Regions from separate parts of the Homo sapiens genome. Here regions 1 and 2 are each linked to region 3. A link is a loop called in an ENCODE intact Hi-C map of the cell type or tissue named here. Cell type or tissue: MCF 10A. All regions are shown on one strand. Links, peaks and the distances in the headings refer to the core of each region. The heading gives the core; the rest is flanking DNA.

Region 1 (7,863 bases), core at 3,149-5,648, 260 kb before region 3:
ATTAATGATTGCCTCAATTTCAGAGGCTACTTTTGGTCTATTCAGAGATTCAACTTCTTCCTGGTTTAGTCTTGGGAGGGTGTATGTGTAAAGGAATTTATCCATTTCTTTTAGATTTTCTAGTTTATTTGCATAGAGGTGTTTATAGTATTCTCTGATGGTAGTTTGTATTTCTGTGGGATCGTTGATGATATCCCCTTTATCATTTTTTATTGCGTCTATTTGTTTCTTCTCTGTTTTCTTCTTTATTAGTCTTGCTAGCAGTCGACCGATTTTGTAGATCTTTTCAAAAAACAATCTCCTGGATTAATTGTTTTTTTGAAGGGTTTTTTGTGTCTCTATTTCCTTCAGTTCTGCTCTGATCTTAGCTATTTCTTGCCTTCTGCTAGCTTTTGAATGTGTTTGCCCTTGCTTCTCTAGTTCTTTTAATTGTGATGTTAGGGTGTCAATTTTAGGTCTTTTCTTCTTTCTCTTGTGGGCATTTAGTGCTATAAATTTCCTTCTACACACTTCTTTGAATGTGTCCCAGAGATTTTGGTATGTTATGTCTTTTTTCTCATTAGTTTCAAAGAACATCTTTATTTCTGCCTTCATTTCGTTATGTACCCAGTAGTCATTCAGAAGCAGTGTGTTCAATTTCCATGTAGTTGAGTGGTTTTGAATGAGTTTCTTAATCCTGAGTTCTAGTTTGATTGCACTGTGGTCTGAGAGAGATTTTGTTATAATTTCTGTTCTTTTACATTTGCTAAGGAGTGCTTTACTTCCAACTATGTGGTCAACTTTGGAATAGGTGTGGTGTGGTGCTGAGAAGAATGTATATTCCGTTGATTTGGGGTGGAGAGTTCTGTATATGTCTATTAGGTCTGCTTGATTCAGAGCTAGGTTCCTTTCCTGGATACCCTTGTTAACTTTCTGTCTCGTTGATCTGTCTAATGTTGACAGTGGGCTGTTAAAGTCTCCCATTATTATTGTGTGGGAGTCTAAGTCTCTTTGTAGGTCTCTAAGGACTTGCTTTATGAATCTGGGTGCTCCTGTATTGGGTGCATATGTATTTAGGATAGTTAGCTCTTCTTGTTGAGTTGATCCCTTTACCATTATGTAATGGCTTTCTTTGTCTCTTTTGATCTTTGTTGGTTTAAAATCTGTTTTATCAGAGACTAGTATTACCACCTATGCTTTTTTTTGTTTTCCATTTTCTTGGTAGATCTTCCTCCATCCCTTTATTTTGAGCCTATGTGTGTCTCTGCACGTGAGATGGGTTTCCTGAATACAGCACACTGATGGCTTTTGACTCTTTACCTAATTTGCCAGTCTGTGTTTTTTACTTGGAGGATTTAGCCCATTTACATTTAAGGTTAACATTGTTATGTGTGAATTTGATCCTGTCATTATGATGTTAGCTTGTTATTTTGCTCATTAGTTGAAGCAGTTTCTTCCTAGCCTCGATGGTCTTTACAATTTGGCATGTTTTTGCAGTGGCTGGTACTGGTTGTTCGTTTCCATGTCTAGGTCTTCCTTCAGGAGCTCTTATAGGGCAGGCCTGGTGGTGAAAAAATCTCTCAGCATTTGCTTTTCTGTAAAGGATTTTATTTCTCCTTCACTTATGAAGCTTTGTTTTGCTGGATATGAAATTCTGGGTTGAAAATTCTTTTCTTTAAGAATGTTGAATATTGGCCCCCACTCTCTTCTGGCTTGTAGAGTTTCTGCTGAGAGATCAGCTGTTAGTCTGATGAGCTTCCCTTTGTGGGTAACCCGACCTTTCTCTCTGGCTGCCCTTAACACTTTTTCCTTCATTTCAACTTTGGTGAATTTGACAATTTATGTGTCTTTGGGTTGCTGTTCTCGTGGAGTATCCCTGTGGCATTCTCTCTATTTCCTGAATCTGAATATTGGCCTGCCTTGCTAGATTGGGGAAGTTCTCCTGGATAATATCCTGCAGAGTGTTTTCCAACTTGGTTCCCTTCTCCCCGTCACTTTCAGGTACACCAATCAGACGTAGATTTGGTCTTTTCACATAGTCCCATATTTCTTGGAGGCCTTGTTCATTTCTTTTTATTCTTTTTTCTCTAAACTTCTCACTTCATTTCATTCATTTGATTTTCCATCACTGAAACCCTTTCTTCCACTTGATCAAATCAGCTACTGAGGCTGGTGCATTCGTTATGTAGTTTTCGTGCTATGGTTTTCTAGTCCATCAGGTCCTTTAAGGACTTCTCTGCATTTGTTATTCTAGTTAGCCATTCGTCTAACTTTTTTTCAAGGTTTTTAACTTCTTTGCCATGGGTTCAAACTTCCTCCTTTAGCTCAGATTAGTATGATCATCTGAAGCCTTTTCCTCTCAATTCTTCAAAGTCATTCTCCATCCAGCTTTGTTCCATTGCTGGTGAGGAGCTGCTTTCCTTTGGAGGAGGAGAGGCACTCTGATTTTTAGAATTTTCAGTTTTTCTACTCTGTTTTTTCCCCATCTTTGTGGTTTTACCTACATTTGGTCTTTGATGATGGTGACATACAGTTGGGGTTTTGGTGCAGATGTCCTTTCTGTTTGTTAGTTTTCCTTCTAACAGTCAGGACCCTCATCTGCAGGTCTGTTGCAGTTTGCTGGAAGTCCACTCCAGACCCTGTTTGACTCAGTATCATCAGCAGAGGCTGCAGAACAGCGGATATTGGTGAAGAGCAAATGTTGCTGCCTGATCATTCCTCTGGAAGTTTTGTCTCAGAGGAGTACCCAGCTGTGTGAGGTATCAGTCTGCCTCTACTGTGGGGTGTCTCCCAGTTAGGCTACTCCGGGGTCAGGGACCCACTCAAGGAGGCAGTCTCTCTGTTCCCAGATCTCCAGCTGCATGCTGGGAGAACCACTACTCCCTTCAAAGCTGTCAGAAAGGGACATTTAAGTCTGCAGTGGTTTCTGCTGCCTTTTGTTTGGCTATGCCCTGCCCCCAGAGGTGGAGTCTACAGAGGCTGGCAGGCCTCCTTGAGCTGTGGTGGGCTCCACCCAGTTCAAGCTTCCCGGCCGCTTTGTTTACCTACTCAATCCTCTGCAATGGCAGGCACCCCTCTCCCAGCCTCGCTGCTGCCTTGCTGTTTGATCTGAGACTGCTGTGCTAGCAATGAGGGAGGCTCCATGGGCATAGGACCCTCTGAGCCAGGTGTGGGATACAATCTCCTGGTGTGCCATTTGCTAAGGCCATTGGAAAAGTGCAGTATTAGGGTGGGAGTGACCCAATTTTCCACGTGCCATCTGTCACCCCTTTTCTTGTCCTACACCCACTGTCCGACAATCCCCAGTGTGATGAACTGGTACCTCAGTTGGAAATGCAGAAATCATTCATCTTCTCTGTCACTCACACTGCCAGCTGCAGACTGTAGCTGTTCCTATTCGGCCATCTTGGCTCCACTGATAGAAGATTCTTCAAGTTGCAGAATATCTCCTTCCTCTCCTCTCTCTTGGAAGAGCAGCCCTAAGACTAGAGTGACAAAGACTGATTTCCACATCACAACTGCCCCATCTTTCCTGTGGTTGCAGCTGTTCTAAGCACTATTGCATTCTGTTAAAATTAGTATATCTGACACCTGCCTAACAGGCTGATTGAGAAGACTTGCCTCTCATATGAACTTTTGTTTGCATATTTCTACCTATGGGGTGTTTAACTTGACTACCTCTGTTCTTGAGGCTAAAGGCAAATGAAAACAATTTCAAAACTATCTGAAGAAATTATGTTACTGTCAAATCTCATGAATTTAGACATTCTGATTAAAAATTGAATAATCTAGAACAAGGTTGGGATGGATTTAACTTCTGTACTATATATGATAAAAGTTTGCTAAGCAAATACACTATAAACAATTCTGCAAGAGTGAATATTTAACAAAATAGGGAGAGCACACTGTTTTTCCAAGCCTTCAGAAGCACCCATCTAGAAACAGAATTGATGTACTGGGTATAAATACTCATCTTCCAGGTTCCAATATATCTGTATAAGCCAGTTTTTTTTTAATCCAGTTTGGTTGCTATGTTTTCTTGAAAGAATTACCCTTGCATTTATTTAAAATATTATACTTGTCACTAGTTCAAATTTCTTTTTCCTCCTGTCATAAAATTAGGGAGGTTCAACTGTTTCAAGCAATAGAAAAGCCTGTTTTGCTTTGTTAGTAAGAGCAGCTAGTTTTGAAGGTGCTTCAGCATTTTCCTTGGTGCCCATACAACAATTCTCATAAGCACACTCCAGTAGTATGACTCTATCTTTTTCATACAGACTTAGAGCATAACTCGGATGGCATATTGACAAAAGAGAAATAATTGCTATAATCTCTTTTTAAAACTTCAGCTCCTCGGATAATCATAATTAACTTTAGTACTCAGTGACCAGGTGCTCATGCCTTAAACACGGCTTAGAAAGGGACATCAAAAAGGATGCTTAGCATTGTTTCACCTCCTAGCAGGAAGTGTATTGCCAGGCTGGCTAATAGCTGCAATTTAATCCTTGAATCATCCTTCTAATTTGGTCAATAAGAATGATTCAAGAGAAAGTGTGTTAGGGCCTGAGAAGTTAGCCTTGATTTTACAAGTTATAATAAATGGCTCAAATAATATTTTAGATCACATTATTTTTGTTTTTAAAATCTGCATATTAGGTGAATTTGTTCTATAAAAATTTGTTTCTGATTATGTTAAATGAAAAAAATCAGAATTATGAATGCCACAGGGTGGCATTGTGGTCCTTCTGGTCTAATAACAGCCCTGTGCATGGCATACAGTAAATCTTTTGTTCTGAGAAGTCAAAACCATACTTCAGTTTGCTCAACATTTTCCTGGAACTGCTTTTGCTGATTTATTTTCTGGGTTGAACACTTCTCTTTTTTCTTTTTTTTCCTTTTCTTTTCTTTTTCTTTTTTCTTTTCTTTTCCTTTTCTTTTCTTTTCTTTTCTTTTCTTTTCTTTTTTTTTCTTTTCTTTTCTTTTCTATGATACCCCTAACCTAGGGAAAGTCTAACACTCTGGACCAGTGTGTAGGTGGAGGGGGAATCCAGAACAGGATCAAAGCATGCTATAATGAAAACTAAAATGACCATCTTTTTTTTCATCTCTTAAAAATAGAAAAGAAGAGTGTAGGGTAAGAATTTGTGCAAAAAAGGACATGGGGAACAAGAAACAGTGCAACAGCCCTCAGACAGAAATGTGTTTATTATACTCAAAAGATCTGTGTGGCTGCAGCTGAATGAGTGAGGGAGAGAGTGATAAGCAGTATATATCTTTAATGTATGTTCATTTATGTGTAAATTATGTATGTACATGTACTATAGTAAAATACATATTGTACATTATAAAATATTCACAAAAAATTATAAAAAGATGAAATAAGCCCCCTCCACTGGGGTGCACACACCCTACAGTGGAGATCATTGCTCTAAACATTGGAAAAGAGCTACAACTTAACAGGATGCAGTTGCATGTATGATTGCTACCAATCATACAAATATTTTCTTCTCAGCTTTAATGAGCACTCAGAATATAAAGGGGTTGTTACGATGCACAAATTTAGATCTCAAGGATATAAATATAGCTGTCATTTATTGAATGCCTGCTGCAGACTCGTCATAATACTAGGTACTGAACATTCCTTATTTTACTCAATCCTTGCAGCACTCCTGCATCAGGGCATTTTTCCAATTTTACAGATGAGAACTTTAAGTCTCAGAAGAACAAATGTTCCAGATTGCACAGCTAGTAAAATGGTTAGAAATAGAGCTACAAATTCTGTGCCTTTTCTACCTCACCACCTGGTAGACAAAGGAAATTATGTAAATATAATGAGTCGCTGAACAGTATTTGAACCTACATTTCTCTGATGCTGGAGTCTACACCTCTTCCTTGAAGCTGTGCAGGCTCTAATAAGTTTGACTGTTTAAGCCTCTTCTCTTTCTTATTCTGCTGAGGGAATAGGGTTCTCCAGTGCAGGACCAATTCATGAGAAAACAGTCACCTTCCAATGTTTTGGGAGTAGTTTGCATTTTATTTTAAAAATTTGTATGTATGTATGTATGTATGTATGTATGTATGTATGTATGTATGTATTTTACACATGGGATCTTGCTGTTTCCCATGCGGGAATGCAGTGGCATGATTATAGCTCACTGCAGCCTCAAACTCCTAGACTCAAGGCAACCTCCTGTTACCAGGAAGACTGGAAGTCCTTGGTCCTTGTCATTCTTTAAAGAAAGAATTTCAACAACTGTTTATCTTTGCTTTTGTTGCATTTGCTTTCGGGTTCTTGATCATGAATTATTTGCCTAAGTCAATGTCTAGGATAGATTTTGATGTTATCTGCTAAGAAATTTTATGGTTTCAGGTCTTAGATTTAAGTCTTTGATCCATCTTGAGTTGATTTTTGTATTAGGAAAGAGATGAGGATTCAGCTTCATTCTTCTACATGTGGCTTGCTTATTATCCAGCTCCATTTGTTGAATAGGGTGTCCTTTCCTCACATTATATTTTCATTTACTTTGTCAAAAATCAGTTGGTTGCAAATACTTGGCTTTATTTCTGGGTTCTCTATTCTGTTCCATTGGTTTATATGCCTTTTTTTTTAACCAATACTATGTTGTTTTAGTAACTATAGCCATGTAGTATAGTTTGAAGTCAGGTAATGCAATGCCTCCAGATTTGTTTTTTGTTTGTTTGTTCTTGCTTTGGCTATGCAGAGTCTGTTATGGTTCCATATGAATTTTAGAATTGTTTTTTCTAGCTCTGTGAATAACGATGATGGTATTTTGATGGGAATTTCATGGAATTTGTCGATTGCATTTGGCTGTAGGATCATTTTTATAATATTGATTCTATCCATCCATGAGCATGGTATGTGTTTCCAATTGTTTCTGTTGCCTATGGTTTCTTTCAGCACTGTTTTGTAGTTTTTCTTGTAGGGATCTTTCACCTCCTTGGTTAGTTATATTCCTAAGTATTTTACTTTATTTTTTCAGCTGTTGTGAAAAGGGGTTGGGTTCTTGATTTGATTCTCAGTTTCATTGTTGTTGGTGTATAGCAGTGTTATTGATTTGTGTACATTGATTTTGTATTCTGAAACTTTACTGAATTCATTTATCAGATCTAGAAGCTTTATGGATGACTCTTTAGGGTTTTCGAGATATACAATTATGTTAGTGGTCCACACCAAGAGTTTGAGTTCCTCTTTGCTTATTTGGATGCCCTTTATTTTTATTTTCTCTTGTCTGATTGCTCTGGCTAGGACTTCTAGTTCAATATTTAATAGCAGTGGTGAAAGTAGGCATCCTTGTGTTGTTTTAGTTGTCAGGGAGAATGCTTTCAACTTTTTTCTGTTCAGTGTAATGTTGGCTGTGGGTTTGTTATAGTTGGCTTTTCTTGCCTTCAGGCATGTCCCTTGTATGCTGATTTTGCTGAGGGTTTTAATCATAAAACGATGCTTGATTTGATCAAACGCTTTTTCTGCATCTATTGAAATAATCATATGATTTTTGTTTTTAATTTTATTTGATGTATTACATTTATTGACTTGTATATGTTAAACCATCCCTGCATCCCTGGTATTAAACCTACTTGATTATGGTGGATTATCTTTTTGATATGCCTTTTGGATTCAGGTAGCCAGTATTTTGTTGAGGATTTTTGCATCTATGTTAATCAAGGATATTGGGCTGTAGTTTTCTTTATTTGTTATGTCCTTTCCTGATTTTAGTATTAGAATGATACTGGCTTCCTAGATGACTTAAGGAGATGACCCTCTTTTTGTATGTTTTGGAATAGTTTCCATAAGATTGGTATCAATTCTTCTTTGAATACCTGATAGAATTCAGCTGTGAACCCATCTGGTCCTGGAATTTTTTTGTA
Region 2 (7,863 bases), core at 3,149-5,648, 1.6 Mb before region 3:
TGTGATGCTAGCGAATCTTGGAATACATGGATAAAGAAAATGTGATGTATATCTACACAATGGTATGCTATTAATCCTTCAGAAATGAGGACGTTCTGTCAACTTCAGACAACATGGATAAAATAGGAGGACATTATGCTATGTGACATAAGCTAAACACATAAAGACAAATACTCCATGTTCTCACTTATATGTATAATCTAAAACAGTTGAACTCATAGAAGCAGAAAGTAGAATGGTAGTTACCAAAGGCTGGTGGGTTGGAGAAATAGGGCCACAATAGTCAAAGGGTACAAAGCCTCAATTAGACAGGAGGAATAAGCTTGATTTTAGATCAATTGCACAGTATGTCGAATATAACTAATGATTATGTCGAATATAACTAATGATTGCATTCTGTACTTTTTAATATCACTAAGAGTAAATTTCTAATTTTGTTTGAACAACAAAAATGTTAAATATTTGAGGTGATGGTTATATTAACTAGCTTAATGTAATGCAGAAAGGTAGAACCTGAAATCCAGAGAAATAAGTTATTTCAGTAGGTTGTTTTTTTATGTAGGACACCTGGAGAAGAAAAAGGCATGGCCAGCTCCTTTATTCAGATAGATCAGTCTGTGAAACTTCTTGCAGTTTTCCAATCATAGTTGAGTTCAATTCAACTTGCACTAACACTCCACCAAAAGTCTCAGCCCTGCTTCGTGGCCCTGCTGTCATCTTCCCTCCTGGCCCTGAGTATTTCTTTGGTTTTTGTTCAGGATATGACATTCTGGACATTGGTAAGTGCCATTTGATTTGAGCTCTTATCTATTACTTATCAATATACACTCTCAGAAATGGCCCCTAGATTCCTGCATAATGATCAGAACTGTCTCTCTCTCTCTCTCTCATTAATGCTGCCTCTTTCTCTCACACACACACGCGCACACACACGCACTCACACACACACGCACACTCACACACACATACACAATGTAGTAATGGGCTTGTCAGGCCCTTTCTCTGGTTGGTTTCCCCAATATTTTTGTCCCTTCAGTCCCTGAGATTGGTTCCATTATTCAGCACAGGTGTTCAGGAGACAGAGACATGTGGTAGCCATGTTTTCAAACATGTCCAACATAGGTGAATGAATATACTTTAGGCTTCCAATATGGTATGTTCTCATATGCCAAGGATAGATGGAAATGAGGCCACTCTCCAGGGGACAGAACAAGTCTAGTGCGAGCTTTCTGCATAAGGACCTTGCAGCCGTTCTGGGACACTGTTAAGCATAGAGATGGCCAACAGGATAATCTTCTCACAACACCACAGCTTGGTGTTTCCTGCTCTTTTGACAGACTTTCAGATGGAAACCAAATAACTTGATTGGAAAAATCTATTTCAAGAAAGAAGAGCCACCTCATATGGGCATTTTCTCCCATATAGGAAGAGCTGCCTTGGGACAAGGATGAAGAACTAGAAATTATCCCAGCAACCACACATCCTGCTAGTGACCCTATGGGTCAGAGCATCTTGCAAGAACCTACATGGAGGACTCCAGTGGGAGATTCTAGTGGTCTTACTTGGCTCCCACACAAAGAAGTATCTTGGTTGGGACTCCTATGCCTATCACAGATGGAGAGAGTCCAAGGCATGGGTTGCATTTTTATATATTTAGAACATTAGCCACATGCCCAAGATTTCCACAGAGTGGAAATTGACCATCTGTCTTTTCAGAAGGGAAACACAGACCAAGACAGTTTTGTGCCCAGTAATACTGGAACCTCAGGCTCCTTTGTATCAGACCCACAGGCTCTGCTTGTGAGCAACAGCTTTATTACAGGTCTTCTTGATCCTCATGCCCCAGTGGGCACCCAGCACAATCTTTATGAGAGAGAAATGGAGAGCTTCATTTTTACCATGGCATACATGACCTCGCAAATTAAGTATACTTGGTTTTGTTTTTAGCAAAATGAAGTCCCATGGGTCTCTAACATGGTCCAGACAAATCAGAAGGCAGGTAATTGGTAACATGACCTCGCAAATTAAGTATACTTGGTTTTGATTTTAGCAAAATGAAGTCCCATGGGTCTCTAACATGGTCCAGACAAATCAGAAGGCAGGTAATTGGGTGTTGAATAAATACTTACAGACAAATCATATGAAGGAATGGATGGAGACACGGTTTTACAACAGAGAGGGAGGTTTAACCAAGATATGAAGATTTGACATAAAAAAAACTGTACAACTTCAAACAAGGGTTTAGATGTTGTACTTCCTGTTCCAGGATGCATGTGAGTTGAGAAGCATCACTTAAGTGGATATATAGTACTTAAATCATTTGGGGATTTTGTAGTGTTTGGTATTGGCAGTGGGGAGAACTCCATGCTCCAGCATCCAGAAAGATGCATGAAAACATGGTTGTATATGACAGCTTTTCTTGACGAGGTAGGTCGTGGTGAAAACATGTCACAGAATCTCCAAAGTAGGTGACTGGGCTCAGAAGAGACAACAGAGGACCAGTTTTGAAATTAGGAGGAAGGTCCCTTCAGGGGATCCCTTGCCCTGCCTCACAGGATGATATTGGAGCTTTTAATAGGGTGTGCACTTTGGTTTAGTTCATGGCCTATAGACACTCTCCAAACATTTCTTGGATAGGTATGTGGATGGAATCATAGTTTCATGCATCCATAGACAGAGAGATGGACAGACAAATGAATGGATGGATTGAGGCAAGATTATGCAGTGTCAGTGGTGTCACATTTATGGTATAAAAGTCTTTGTGCAATTTGCAAAATAAAGGGAAGCCTGATATCTTTCAGTTCATGTTTTGATGTAAGTGTTTCTGGAAGAAAGAGGGTAATGGGAAATACAGCTGAAGGGGTTCACTGGGGCCAGGAAAGCCTTGACCACCAAGTAAGATATAAAGTAGTGGGGCCCTTTTAGAACTGACCAAAAATATGACCCAAAAGGCATCTGCATCAGGTTAATCTGGCAGCAAAGAAAGGAAAGACAAGAGGAGACAGAGAAAGAAAACCACCCCTAGAATATTATTGGATTAATCTAAACGTGAGATGATTGTGATCTAAATTTGAGACCTGGAAGTAGTAACTGAAAAATTATAGGGAAGAGACATCCAAGGAACAATTGGAAGGTCAAGGAGGGCCTAGAATATCTAGGGACATGGTAGTGGGATGCATTGAGATATGAAGGAATGTAAGCACATTTTGGGTAGTCTTGATGAATTTTGATTTAGTTATACTGATAATGAGTTGACAGAGAAACTTACTGGAGCAAATGTTCAGCATGGAGAAGGGAATGCATATCTGGAATTTAAGGCAGTGGTGAGGACAACAATAGACATCTAGTAGTCATGTGCTTAGAAGTAATGTTTGAGGAAAGAGAATCCTGAGGCAGAGAGGATAGACTAAAATGAGTAGAGGCTTAAGTACTGAATTCAAGAAATATTTGATAGGGTGTGTGTCTTAGTTTGGCTGCCTGCTATAACAAAGTACCATAGGCTGGTGGCTTATAAACAATAGAAACATATTTCTCACAGTTCTGGAGGCTGTAAGTCTGAGATCAGGGTTCTATGAGGCCCCCCTTAGACTTGCAGACTGCTGGCTTCTTGCTGTACTCCTAGGTGGTGGATAGCTCTCTGACTTCTTATAAGGGCTTTAATTTTGTTCATGAGGGCTCTACTCTCATGACCTAAGCACTTCCTAAAGGCCCCACCTCCTAATACCATCACATTGGGATCAGAGTTTCAATACATGAATTTTGAGGGGACACAAACATTCAGCCCATTGCAGTGGGGGTGTGGCAAAGAGGAACAGCTTGGAAAGAATTCCATTGTGCACTCAAAGAGACAAGAGAAAAAGTAGTAAGGCAGAAGATCAGAGAAGGGAAGGGAAGGAGAAAGCTTCCAGGAGTGGTGGTGAATAGGGCTCCATGCTGTTGAGAACTGAAAGAAAAAAAACTGAGAAAAGGCATCTACCATATTTGTTAACTAGCATGTGAGATGACAAAATTAAGCTTGCTTCTCCATGGGAGTGAAGGAAGGTGCTATCAAGCTGTAGAAAATAAATAGTGGAATTTTATAGCACTGCTGGTCAGCTCTCATTCAATCATACTGACCTTCCACACTGAGAATTAGGAAACTTAATGCAAAGTCATCACACAAAAATAGCTCCAAATTGCTCGCCAAAGATGCAGAGAAATGGCATTGCTTTTCTTTCTTCTGACATCATTCTTTGCCCTTCCATACAGCCATGAAACAAGTTCCATAGCATAGCTGGGCCACCAGATCAAGTTACAATCAGGAATTCTTGAAAACAATCTGAAACTGGATGGTTTCTTCTCATTATCTCCATACCTGTTGTGCTGCCAACTTTCACAGCCTGCTCTTTCTATGTTCTAGTTCATTATGATCCTTTCCTTTCCACTCGCATTCCATATGCTCATCCAGCAGGTGGCAGGAGCCATCCACTTTCAGGAGTGGGTGTAGCTTAAAGATTTCTGATGACAGTCACTCTTTAGCACAATAGTTCTGTGGTATGTGTCTTTTCTGACATACCAAGGTCTTTCTCCCATGACCTTCATCATACCCTACCCTACCATTGTCATCCAGCACATCCTTTTATTGGTCCTCTATAGGGGAGCAATTTTGAATGAAAGCAAGTTACTTCTCAAATGCTGAGCCATGTCTCTGACCAAGTTGCAGTTCAGGCCCTATCTTCTATCATGCTGATAGAAGAGAGTCCTCCTTGCTAAGTCATATCAGACTTACCGTTGGCCAGAAAAGCAGTCATTCAATTAATTCCCAACCAGCCCCATAATGAGTCTGGCCTGCCTTCAGACTTAGCTCCTTAAACATGGGACAGGAAAGGGTAAACTGAAGGGGAACGAAGGATCCAGAGCACTTTCTGTTTTTAGCTTACCTAGGGAAATTGTTAGATGAAGATAATTTCCTCCTATAGGCTTAGGTATCAAGACTCAGCTTTGTTCACTAGATTAATTGGTGGCCACCACTTTGAATCAACCTCTTTTCAACACTTTGCCAAAAGGCCTGCTTCCAGATCCATCCCTGTTGTGAGTTGCTCTGATCCATTCTGGAGGCCATCCTACGGGTGGGAGCCCTAACTCACCTTTCTTTTCTGGTTCATTCAATCGGTATTTATTGTGTGTTCTGGAAATATAGCAATGAACCAGACACATATGGATCCTTTTTCACAGAGGTTTTAGTCTGGAGGGGAGGCAGATGTTTCACTCATAAATAAGTATCTATATCAATATTGGTGATTGCCATAAAACAAAATTATAATCTGCCTTAGAAACATATAACAGAGAGACATCACCAAGCCTAGATGGTCCGAGAAGGCTTTCCTGTGGAAGTGACATTTGAACTTCAACTTGAAGGATGAATAGGAGTTATACAGGTGAATAAGACAAGGGAGGAAATTCCAGGCAAAAGGAAGGGCGTGTTTAAAGGCCTGAGTCAAGAAAGATGTTGGTATATTTGAGGATGTGAAAGAGTCAATGAGGTTGAGAATTGTGCATTGAGAGAAATAGTGACATGAGATGAGCCTGGAGAAATAGAGATTGAACTTGGCTATATCAAGCAAAGCTTTGTGGGCTAGAGTAAGGGTCTTGCACACTGTCCTAAAAGGAATGGGTAGCCTTCCCTAGTCATCCAGGCCCTTAGAGATCCCTCACTATATATGCCCAGACATCTTATTCTTGTATTTTGCAGCATCTATCACAATTAAACAAATATTTTCACAGTTGTCCTTAATTACACAGTCCATTGTAGGGTTTGGAGAAGGAGAGTAACATAATAAAAACTACAATTTTAACTCAAATTTTAATTTAAAAGTCAAAGTTTAATTTTACATTCATGTGATAGTGGATCACAGTGGGGCTGCAGTAGATGTTGGGAGGTCACAACAAAGCTCTCACCTTAATCCACGTGAGAAATGATCATGGATTGGATTATTGTTAGCAGTGAAGAAGATGAAGCTAACTGAACCACTTTTAGGTTTAGTTCTGAGGAGAGGATTTAGTGATGGCTGTGGAGGGTGTGGGAAAGAGGTGCCAGAGTTAATGAGGAAACTGTATAGTCAGAAGGATAAGATGATAAGATTACATGTGAAAATGTCAAGTTTGAGAGGACTGAGACCCTCAAATAGAGAAGAGGAACGGGCTAGGGGATTTTATGGGTCTGGAAGAGAGAGGTGAGAGCTCAGGCTTGGCAATACACATTTGGATTCTCTCAGTATAGGAATATTACTTGGGGCCGTGAAACTGAATGACATCCCTGATGAGAAGAAAAGAGGACCAAGGACTGTGCCCTGGAGAACTCCAAAATTCAAAGATCAGATGGAGGATTTGGCTATATTGACTGAGAAGAAAAAGGAATTGGCAAGAGGAAAACAAATAGAATGGGATGACAAAGCCATGTAATCATTTAGTGAGAGAGATGCAGTGAGCATAGTCTAATTCCAGGCTTCTTTTGCCCTTAAACTAGGATGCCACATTCCGATATCTGTTTCCTCAATACCCTTACTTATAACAATATGCCCCTCTCTCAAAAGCTGAATATTGACAAAGTTGTCATTGTGTTAGATAATAGAAGTGCCAGGGATCTTAAAAGAGTCTCTGTGTTACACAACTCCAGAAGGCACCGTTCACATAGAATGCAATGTGAATGGGGCTTCCTAGGGCCTTAAGGCCCAGTGCAGCTCCATTCTTGAGGTGTTGTTTGTCCTCAGCAAATTTGTTTACTCCAAGAGCTGTGTTCTGGAAAAATCAGTCTTAGAAATTAACCTGAATCTATACTCTTGAGCTGAAAGAGAATAGGGCTCACTTAGTTGTTTGGGAATAAGCCCACATCCATTACTATTGGCCTCTTTTTTCTCTACCAAAACCATTCTATCCTTCTCAGTGTGGAATGGGGGAATTCTGGCTGCTAGGAAAAAGATTGACTTGAGATATCCTTGAAAGAATTATCTGAGAATATTCCTCTCATACTCTTTCAGGTTCTGACGAAAGGACGCCAAGACTCATTCTCCAGTAGCTCTATTCAAAGAGCTCCAGGTTTTATCTTTGCAGGTTCTTGACATCAGGGCCAGCAATTCTACTTCAAATAAACAGATCCAAATAAGCAGGTGAAGCATATCTTTCTTCCTCCAGTTTGAGAATCCTCAAGACCTGCCTTCTAATGCTACCTGGGCCAATACGACAAGGCAGGGTCTATTTGCCAATAGTGGCCTCTCCACTAATGCTCAGCTGTTAGTCCTTGTGAGCAGAGCTTCCCTTCAACCCTAGATTTTAAGTTGAAGGTTAAACTGGATAACTTTCTGGCTTACTTTCCCTCTGATGACTCCTCCCAACCCAAGAAGGTCCTCACTATGCAGGTTAAAAACTCTGCCATTGACAGATTTATAGAGACTGGGACTGTGCAGGAAATGCTGCTCCAGAATCACTCCCTAGCATTCATCAAGCACATCTTGTACTGCAGGTGGGCAGAGCTGCAAAGCATTGAAGAGATTATGCAAGGATGACAAGATGTCCACAACCATATTTAAGTACACATAGTTCTATCCATGGTCAGATGCTGTCAATCACTGGGGAAACAGTGTTCCCATCTGAAACGGTTTGGCTGTGTCCCCACCCAAATCTCATCTTGAATTGTAATCCTCATAATCCCCATGTTAAGGGAGGGACCCAGTGGGAGGTGATTTGATCATGGGAGTGGTCCCCCCATGATGTTCTCATAATAGTGAGTGGGTTCTCACGAGATCTGATGGTTTTATAAGTGTTTGACATTTCCTCCTTCACACACTCACACTCTCCTGTTGCCTTATGAAGAAGATGCCTGCTTCC
Region 3 (7,863 bases), core at 2,500-4,999:
GGAGGAGGAGGTTGCAGTGAGCCAAGATTGTGCCATTGCACTCCAACCTGGATGACATAAGCGAAACTCTATCTCAGAAAAAAGAAAGAAAGAAAGAGAAAGAAAGAGAAAGAAAGAAAGAAAGAAAGAAAAAGAAAGAAAGAAAGAAAGAAAGAAAGAAAGAAAGAAAGAAAGAAAGAAAGAAAGAAAGAAAATAGTAGCTAACCAAATCCAGCAACATGTCAAAAAGATAATCCACCATGATCAAGTGTGTTTCATTCCAAAGATGCAGGGGGATGCTTTAACATAGGCAAATAAATAAATGTGATACACTATATAAACAGAATTAAAAACAAAAATCATATAATCATCTCAATAGATTCAGAAAAAGCATCTGACAAAATCCAGCACATCTTTGTGATTAAAACCCTCAGCAAAATCGGCATACAAGAGGCATACCTCAATGTAATAAAAGCCATCTATGACAAATCCACAGCCAACATAATACTGAACAGGGAAAAGTTGAAAGCATTCCATGAGAGAACTGGAACAAGACAAGGAAGCCCACTCTGACCACTTCTATTCAACATAGTACTGAAAGTCCTAGCCAGAGCAATCAGACAAGAGAAAGAAATAAAGGGGATCCAGAGTAATAAAGAGAGAGTTGAACTGTCACTGTTTGCTGATGATATGACTGTATACCGAGAAAACACTAAAGACTCCTCCAGAAAGCTCCTAGAACTGATAAATGAATTCAGTAAAGTTTCAGGATACAAGATTAAGTACACAAATCAGTAGCTCTGCTATACACCAACAGATACCAAGCTGAGGACCAAATCAAGAACTCAACCCTCTTTACAATGGCTGCAAAATAAATAAATAAACAAACAAAATACTTAGAAGTATACCTAACCAAGGAGGTGAAAGTCCTTTACAAGGAAAACTACAAAATACTGCTGAAAGAAATCATAGATGATACTAATAAATGGAAACACATCCCAGGATCATGGATGGGTAAAATCAATATTGTGAAAATGACCATACTGCCAAAGCAAGTACAAATTCAACGCAATTCCCATCCAAATAACACCAACATTCTTCACAGAAAGAAAAACCAATTCTAAAGTTCATATGTAACTAAAAAAGAGCCCACATAGCCAAAACAAGACTAAGCAAAAAATACAAATCCCGAGACATCACATTACCTGACTTCAAACTATACTATAATGCCACAGTCACCAAAACAGCATGGTACTAGTATAAGAATAGGCACAGAGACCAATGGAACAGAATAGAGAATCCAGAAATAAACCCGAATACTTACCCCCAACTGATCTTCGACAAAGCAAACAAAAACATGAAGTGGGAAAAGGGCACCCTAATCAACAAATGGTGCTGGGATAATTGGCAAGCCACATGTAGGAAAGTGGAACTGTATCCTCATCTCTCAGGTTATACAAAAATCCAATTAAGATGGATCAAGGACTTAAATCTAAGACCTGAAACTATAAAAATTCTAGAAGATGGCTGGGTGCGGTGGCTTACGCCTGTAATGACAGCACCATGGAGGCCAAGGTGGGTGGATTACCTGAGGTCGGGAGTTTGAGACCAGCCTGACCAACATGGAGAAATCCTTTCTCTACTAAAAATACAAAAAATTAGCCGAGGGTGGTGGCGCATGCCTGTAATCCCAGCTACTCGGGAGTCTCAGGCAGGAAAATCGCTTGAAACCGGGTGGCAGAGGTTGCAGTGAGCCGAGATCACGCTATTGCACGCCAGCCTGGGCAACAAGAGCAAAACTCCGTCTCAAAAAAAAAAATGTATATATATAGAAGGTAACATTGATAAAATCCGTCTATACTTTGGCTTAGGCAAAGAATTCATGACCAAGAATCCAAAAGCAAATGCGACAAAAGCAAAGATAAATAGGTTGGACTAAATACAAAGATAATAGGTGGGACTATTAAAACAAAAGCCAAGATAATAGGTGGGACTATTAAACTAAAGAGCCTCTGCACAGCAAAAGGAAGAGCGAACAGAGTAGACAGACAACCCAGAGAGTGGGAGGCAGTCTTCACAATCTATGCATCTGACAATGGACTAATACCCAGAATCTACAATGAAATCAAACAAATCAGTAAGAAGAAATAACAAAAAATCCCATCAAAAAGTGGGCTGAGGACACGAATAGACAATTCTCAAAAGAAGATATACAAATGGCCAACAAACATATAAAAAACTGCTCAACATCACTAATGATCAGGGAAATGCAAGTCAAAACCACAATGTGATACCACCTTACTCCTGCAGGAATGGCCATAATCAAAAAATCAAAAAAATAATAGACGTTGGTGTGGATGCCATTGAAAAGGAACACTTCTACAATGCTGGAGGGAATGTAAACTAGTATAAACACTATGAAAAACAGTGTGAAGATTCCTGAAAGAACTAATAGAAGAACTACAATTCGATCCAGCAATCCTCCCACTACTGCATATCTACCCAGAGGAAAAGTCATTATACGAAAAAGATACTTGCATATGCAAGTGTATAGCAGCACAATTCACAATTGCAAAACTATGGAACCAGCCCAAATGCCCATCACACGAGAGGATAACAAAATTGTTATACATATATATATATATGTGTGTGTGTGTGTGTAACAATATTGTTATATTGTTATATATACATATAACAATATTGTTATATTGTTATATATACATATAACAATATTGTTATATTGTTATATATACATATAACAATATTGTTATATTGTTATATATACATATAACAATATTGTTATATTGTTATATATACATATAACAATATTGTTATATTGTTATATATACATATAACAATATATGTATATATACATATATAACATATATACACATATATACACATATACACATATATACACATATATATAACATATATACATATATACACATATACACATATATGTATATACACATATACACATATATGTATATATACACATATATGTACATATATGTGTGTACATATATGTGTATATATACATATACACATATATGGGTATATAGACACATATGCATATATATATTTATACATATATACATATATATGTATAAATATATACATATATATGTATAAACATATACACATATATGTATAAATATATACACTATAACAATATTGTTATATATATGTATAACAAAATTGTTATATATATGTATAACAATATATGTATAACAATATATGTTATATATATAACAATATATGTATTGTTATATATATATAACAATATATGTATTGTTATATATATATAACAATATTGTTATATATATATGTATGTGTGTGTGTGTGTGTGTGTGTATATATATATATATGATTGAATACTACTCAGCCTTAAAAACAAACGAATTAATGGCATTTGCAGCAACCTGGACGGAACTGGACAGTATTATTCTAAGTGAAATAACTCAGGAATGGAAAACAAAGCATCGTATGTTTTCACTCATAAGTGGGATCTAAGATATGAGGACGCAAAGGCATCAGAATGATAAAATAGACTTTGAGGACTCAGGGAACGGGTGGGAGGGGCATGAGGGATAAAAGACTACAAACTGGGTTCAGTGTATACTGCTCGAGTGATGGGTGCACCAAAATCTCACGAATCACCACTAAAGCACTTACTCATGTAGCTAAATACCACCTGTTCCCCAAAAAACCTATAGAAATAAAAAAATTTAAAAATTAAGAAAATTTTAAAAAGAAAAGCTAATTTTCAAAAGAAATCAAATTAATCACCCAACTTCTCAATTTAAAAAACTAAATGAAAACCATTTACTATCACTCAGAGGTGGGTTTAGTTTTATTTTCTATTGTCATCTTTTGATCATTGTAAATTATGAGAGTTGGATCTGTAGCACTTCTCAAATTGGCCTCTATGTTCCTCCAACCTAACAGTGCCCTCTTCTGGCTTCATGATTCACATTCAGCTGGTTCACTGATGTTGAAAAAAAAAAGATGATGGAAAAAAAACCTGTTTTGAAACCTGGAATAATAAAGGCTTTAGATCTCCGTTTTAATATAATGAAAACAAACAAAATTCCAGTTGCAAGTATAATGGTGGTTTCCAGCAGCTGGAAGGAGGGTAAAATGGAGAGTTGTTTGATAGGTATGGAAAAGTTCTCGAGATTGGTTGTACAACAATGAGAATATACTTTACCTTATTGAACTGTACACTTAAAAAATGTTAAGATGGTAAAGTTTATGTTATGTATGCTTTACCACAAAGCATATAAACAAATAAATAAATAAATCTAATTGTGGTATAAATAGTCAATGTTGATAGAAGCAACTCTAAGTTGGGACTGTTTTCACCTCAAGTCAAATGTTTACCGTAAATTAAACCTAGCTGGAGTTGATAAAATTTTTAATTCCTGTTACTTTACTAACGAGGCACATATTTCTCTTAATTTGCTAAAACTATAGCTATAGAACGACTTAACTGCAACTCTTAATGTCTTTAGTCGTGAAGATTTAGAGACCTATGTAAAAAGACTGTGAAATTGTTACTTCATTTACTTGAATAAATAATAAAATATTCTTCAGTTTCTAAAAATAAAGACTCCAAAGTTTGACTTGTATATCTGAGTGGAAGGCATAACATTTCACTGAGATGAAAGAAAAAAAAAACTAGGAAAGGAGCAAATTTGGTGGATTAAGGATAGACCAATGGTTCTCAACTGGGGACAATTGTGTACCCGAGGGGACATCTGGCAATGTTTGGAAATCTTTTTGGTTATCACAACTTGAGGAGTAGGGAGTAGTACTGGCATATAGTTGGTAGAGGCTTAGCTTAGGACATTGCTAAACGGTAAACTCTGGCAACCACTACAAAGATTGATTTGGCCTCAAATGTCAATAGCACCAAGATTGAGAAACTCTGGGTTAGAATCTTCTTCGCTGACTTTGACCACTCTTTCTCAGCCTTTGCAGCAGACTTCTTTTCTTCTATCTGTCTCTAATTACTCAATATTCTGTTTTTAGCTCAATTATTTTTCCTTTAGATTTTCTCTTGGGGATATAATCCATTCCCTTGTCTTTAACTATCACCTCTATGTTGCTGTCTCCCACATCAGTATGTCTAGTTCCAACTACTCTTCTAGCTCTAAAATATTGCCTCTCTCAATGCCTCCCTCACATCTTTTCATTAAGCTACAGCTACATCTGACTTTTCTGTCTTTATTAGTAGCATTTGGCACAAAACCACGGGGTCATTTATTTCCCAAATATTTACTGAGTACCTAATTTGTGTAAAGGGCTGTGCTGGTTACTTGGAGGAAGGTAGAAGGGTGGAGATAAGAGATAGTTATAGTAGTAAATGCTTTACATGTATTATCCCTGGTTATGGAAACACCTTTGCAAGGAAAAAATTATGGCCTAGAAACCAAAGTTCCAAGAATTTAAATAATTACTCAAAGAGCTCAGAGCTTGTAAACAGCAGAGTTTAACAGGCACTTCTACTCTGGCATTAAGGACTAAGCTCTCTCCATTTAAAAAAACAAAAAACAAACAAAAAGCACTGAGAACAAAGCTGAAGAAGTGTGATCTAGTTTGTCCATAGCTAAAGGGAGATGGATGTGTAGGCTATTTTAATAATGAAGGTCTAAGAAGTTCCAGAAGCCTTTTCTTCTGAGACACGTGGTACTTTCTTCTGGTTACCATAAATCATAGAATATAACATATCATCACTAGTAAGATGGGTCATTATTTTCCATACCTACAAGAAAGAAAAAAAAAAGCTGCCAACTAAAGTATAGTGTACCATCAATTGTTAGGTCGCAGAGATTTCCTAGATATTCAAATTTGGGGAAAAACATAATAAGCCTTCAAAAATTACAAATTTGCTTAAAAAATAAAGAAAAAATGATCTTAGATTCTATGACATACGGTGAATTCATTTTCCACATTCAATTTCCATGGTTTGTGCTAGTGTGCTATTCTGCACTCTAGTCAACTTACATGTTTGCATATTGCTTTTTAAATGTTTGTAGCTAGTTTCACAGCTCTGTGATGTGCATCTGCAGCTGGCTTGTAAAGCTCTTCAATAATTTATTTGGTTACCGCCCACCCCCGCGTCCCTCCCACACATATAAGCCATTCAGAGTTTACCACTTAAAGGTAAACTTGAATTTCTTCTCATCTTAAAATTGCATAAATTATATTAAATTCTCAATAAATTTATTTACATTTAGTGGGGGTGGGGCGCGATGGAAAAACACTATATTAAATAACGACATCGGTTTTTAACACCCATCCTAATAGAAACATTAAAATAGAATGGGGTAGGGAGGAGGGGTGGAGGCGGAGAAGGGATGTACGTCTCAGGATACAGGAAATACGGTAAGAGCGAAACAGGAGGAAGCCAGCTCTGTGCCTGGAGGGGACTCGCCGCCATCTCAGGTCTCTTGGCTTTGCCAGGGCCCACCGGAGAAAACTGACGACCCGTTTCTGTAATCCTTATGGGAGACCAACCTTGTGCCTCCGGGAGATCCACTCTCCCACCTGGAAACGCACGGGAAGCCAAGCCTCCAAAAAAGCGCTGCCTCCTCGCTCCGCGTTGGGATTATCCGGAAGGAACTCCCAACGGAGGTAGTACCACTCTACCCTCCGCACCTCCTCCTGCATCAGCCGGCCTGAAGTCGCACCCTCCTCCTCCGGAGAAGTAGAGAAATAAATTTCTCCCACCCTAAACCAGGTCAGATTCTTTCTCATCTAGGACATCTAGGCTCTTTGAAACTTATTTATGCATTCTCACAAATTTCCTTCCCCTTTTCCCTGTTCTTTCCATGATTTCAAAATAGAAAAAATAACATGCAGGGATTAAGCAGCTCTTTCACAAAATATGCTTGAATGAAATGATGGATATTTAACGACATTAAATAATTATTTGTAATATTTTAGATGAAATAATTGTAGTTATATTTTCTAAGAAATAGACTTGAATCTTTTGATTTGCTTGAAAGTAAGTCATTGGTGCCAAGGTGGAGGGAAAGTGTAATAAAAATGCTCATGAGTTGATAATTTAAAGCTGGGTGATGTATATGTAGGGATTTATTATATTATTCTCTCTACTTTTGCGTGCATTGGAAAATTTTTTTGTTAAAAAAAAAAAGGCTGGTTCAAGGCCAATAAAAAGCATCTGTTGAAGGCCAGCCTTCAGAAGTGTATGTCTTTCTCTGTGTAAGGCAGGAGAGTTGAATTTTTTTTTTTAAAGCTACAATGTGATAGTCAAATCCAAGTGCCATAATGTTTGCTTGTTCAAGGTATTCAGGAAGGGTGGAGGATGGACCAAGTCACTGCCTGGTAGTAATCATGAGCCATCAAAAAGGAGGAGTAGGGGGGCGGACGCGGTGGCTCACGCCTATTATCCTAGCACTTTGGGATGCCGAGGTGAGCAGATCAGGTCAGGAGTTCGAGACCAGCGTGGCCAACACGGTGAAACCCCGTCTCTACTAAAGTTACAAAAATTAGCCAGGCGTGATGGTGGACGCCTGTAATCTCAGCAACTCGGGAGGCTAAGGCAGGACAATCATTTGAACCTGGAAGGCAGAGGTTGCAGTGAGCCGAGATCGCGCCATTGCTCTCCAGCCTGGGCGACAATAGCAAAAAACTACGTCTCAAAAAAAAAAAAAAAAAAAAAAAAAAAAAAAAAGGAAGGAGGAACTTTGGGTGGGCCTTAAAGGTTGAGTGACATCTGCCATGTGGAGGGGCAGGGAATGCTTTTCAGGCCGAGGGTTTCCAGAGAAAAGGCAGAATTCTTCTGGAAACAGCTTGGCTATAATTTTGAATCTACAAGAAGGACTAGGAGGTGAAGATAAAGTGCTTCAGGGC

What was found. Peaks named below come from ENCODE experiments on the same cell type or tissue, not always from the same donor. Only the 100,000 strongest peaks of a DNase experiment are listed, where the experiment ranks them.
Region 1: a loop joins it to region 3, with 8 times the contacts of the local background. A loop is called at or near these places in 11 of 110 quality-filtered maps.
Region 2: it touches region 3 in a loop (13-fold over the local background); 3 of 110 quality-filtered maps call a loop at or near these places.

The regions. Positions count from the first base shown.
Region 1 is chrX:56,457,856-56,465,718 of GRCh38, forward strand. No RefSeq gene overlaps it. Among named protein-coding and RNA genes, the nearest start is that of UBQLN2, 100 kb to the right of the region's middle. In MCF 10A, for the core only: no CTCF peak of the experiment used is centred there; no DNase peak of the experiment used is centred there.
Region 2 is chrX:55,130,917-55,138,779 of GRCh38, forward strand. It overlaps the pseudogene LOC100421179. Among named protein-coding and RNA genes, the nearest start is that of VCF2, 26 kb to the right of the region's middle. In MCF 10A, for the core only: a CTCF peak has its summit at 4,450 (motif pointing right); no DNase peak of the experiment used is centred there.
Region 3 is chrX:56,722,863-56,730,725 of GRCh38, forward strand. It overlaps NBDY (negative regulator of P-body association), which reads left to right and starts at 6,381. Exons shown (of 3, transcript NM_001348129.2): 1 at 6,381-6,727. The coding sequence starts at 6,492. The coding sequence ends at 6,698. RefSeq lists an enhancer at 6,422-6,501. In MCF 10A, for the core only: a CTCF peak has its summit at 3,944 (motif pointing left); a DNase peak (open chromatin) is centred at 3,929.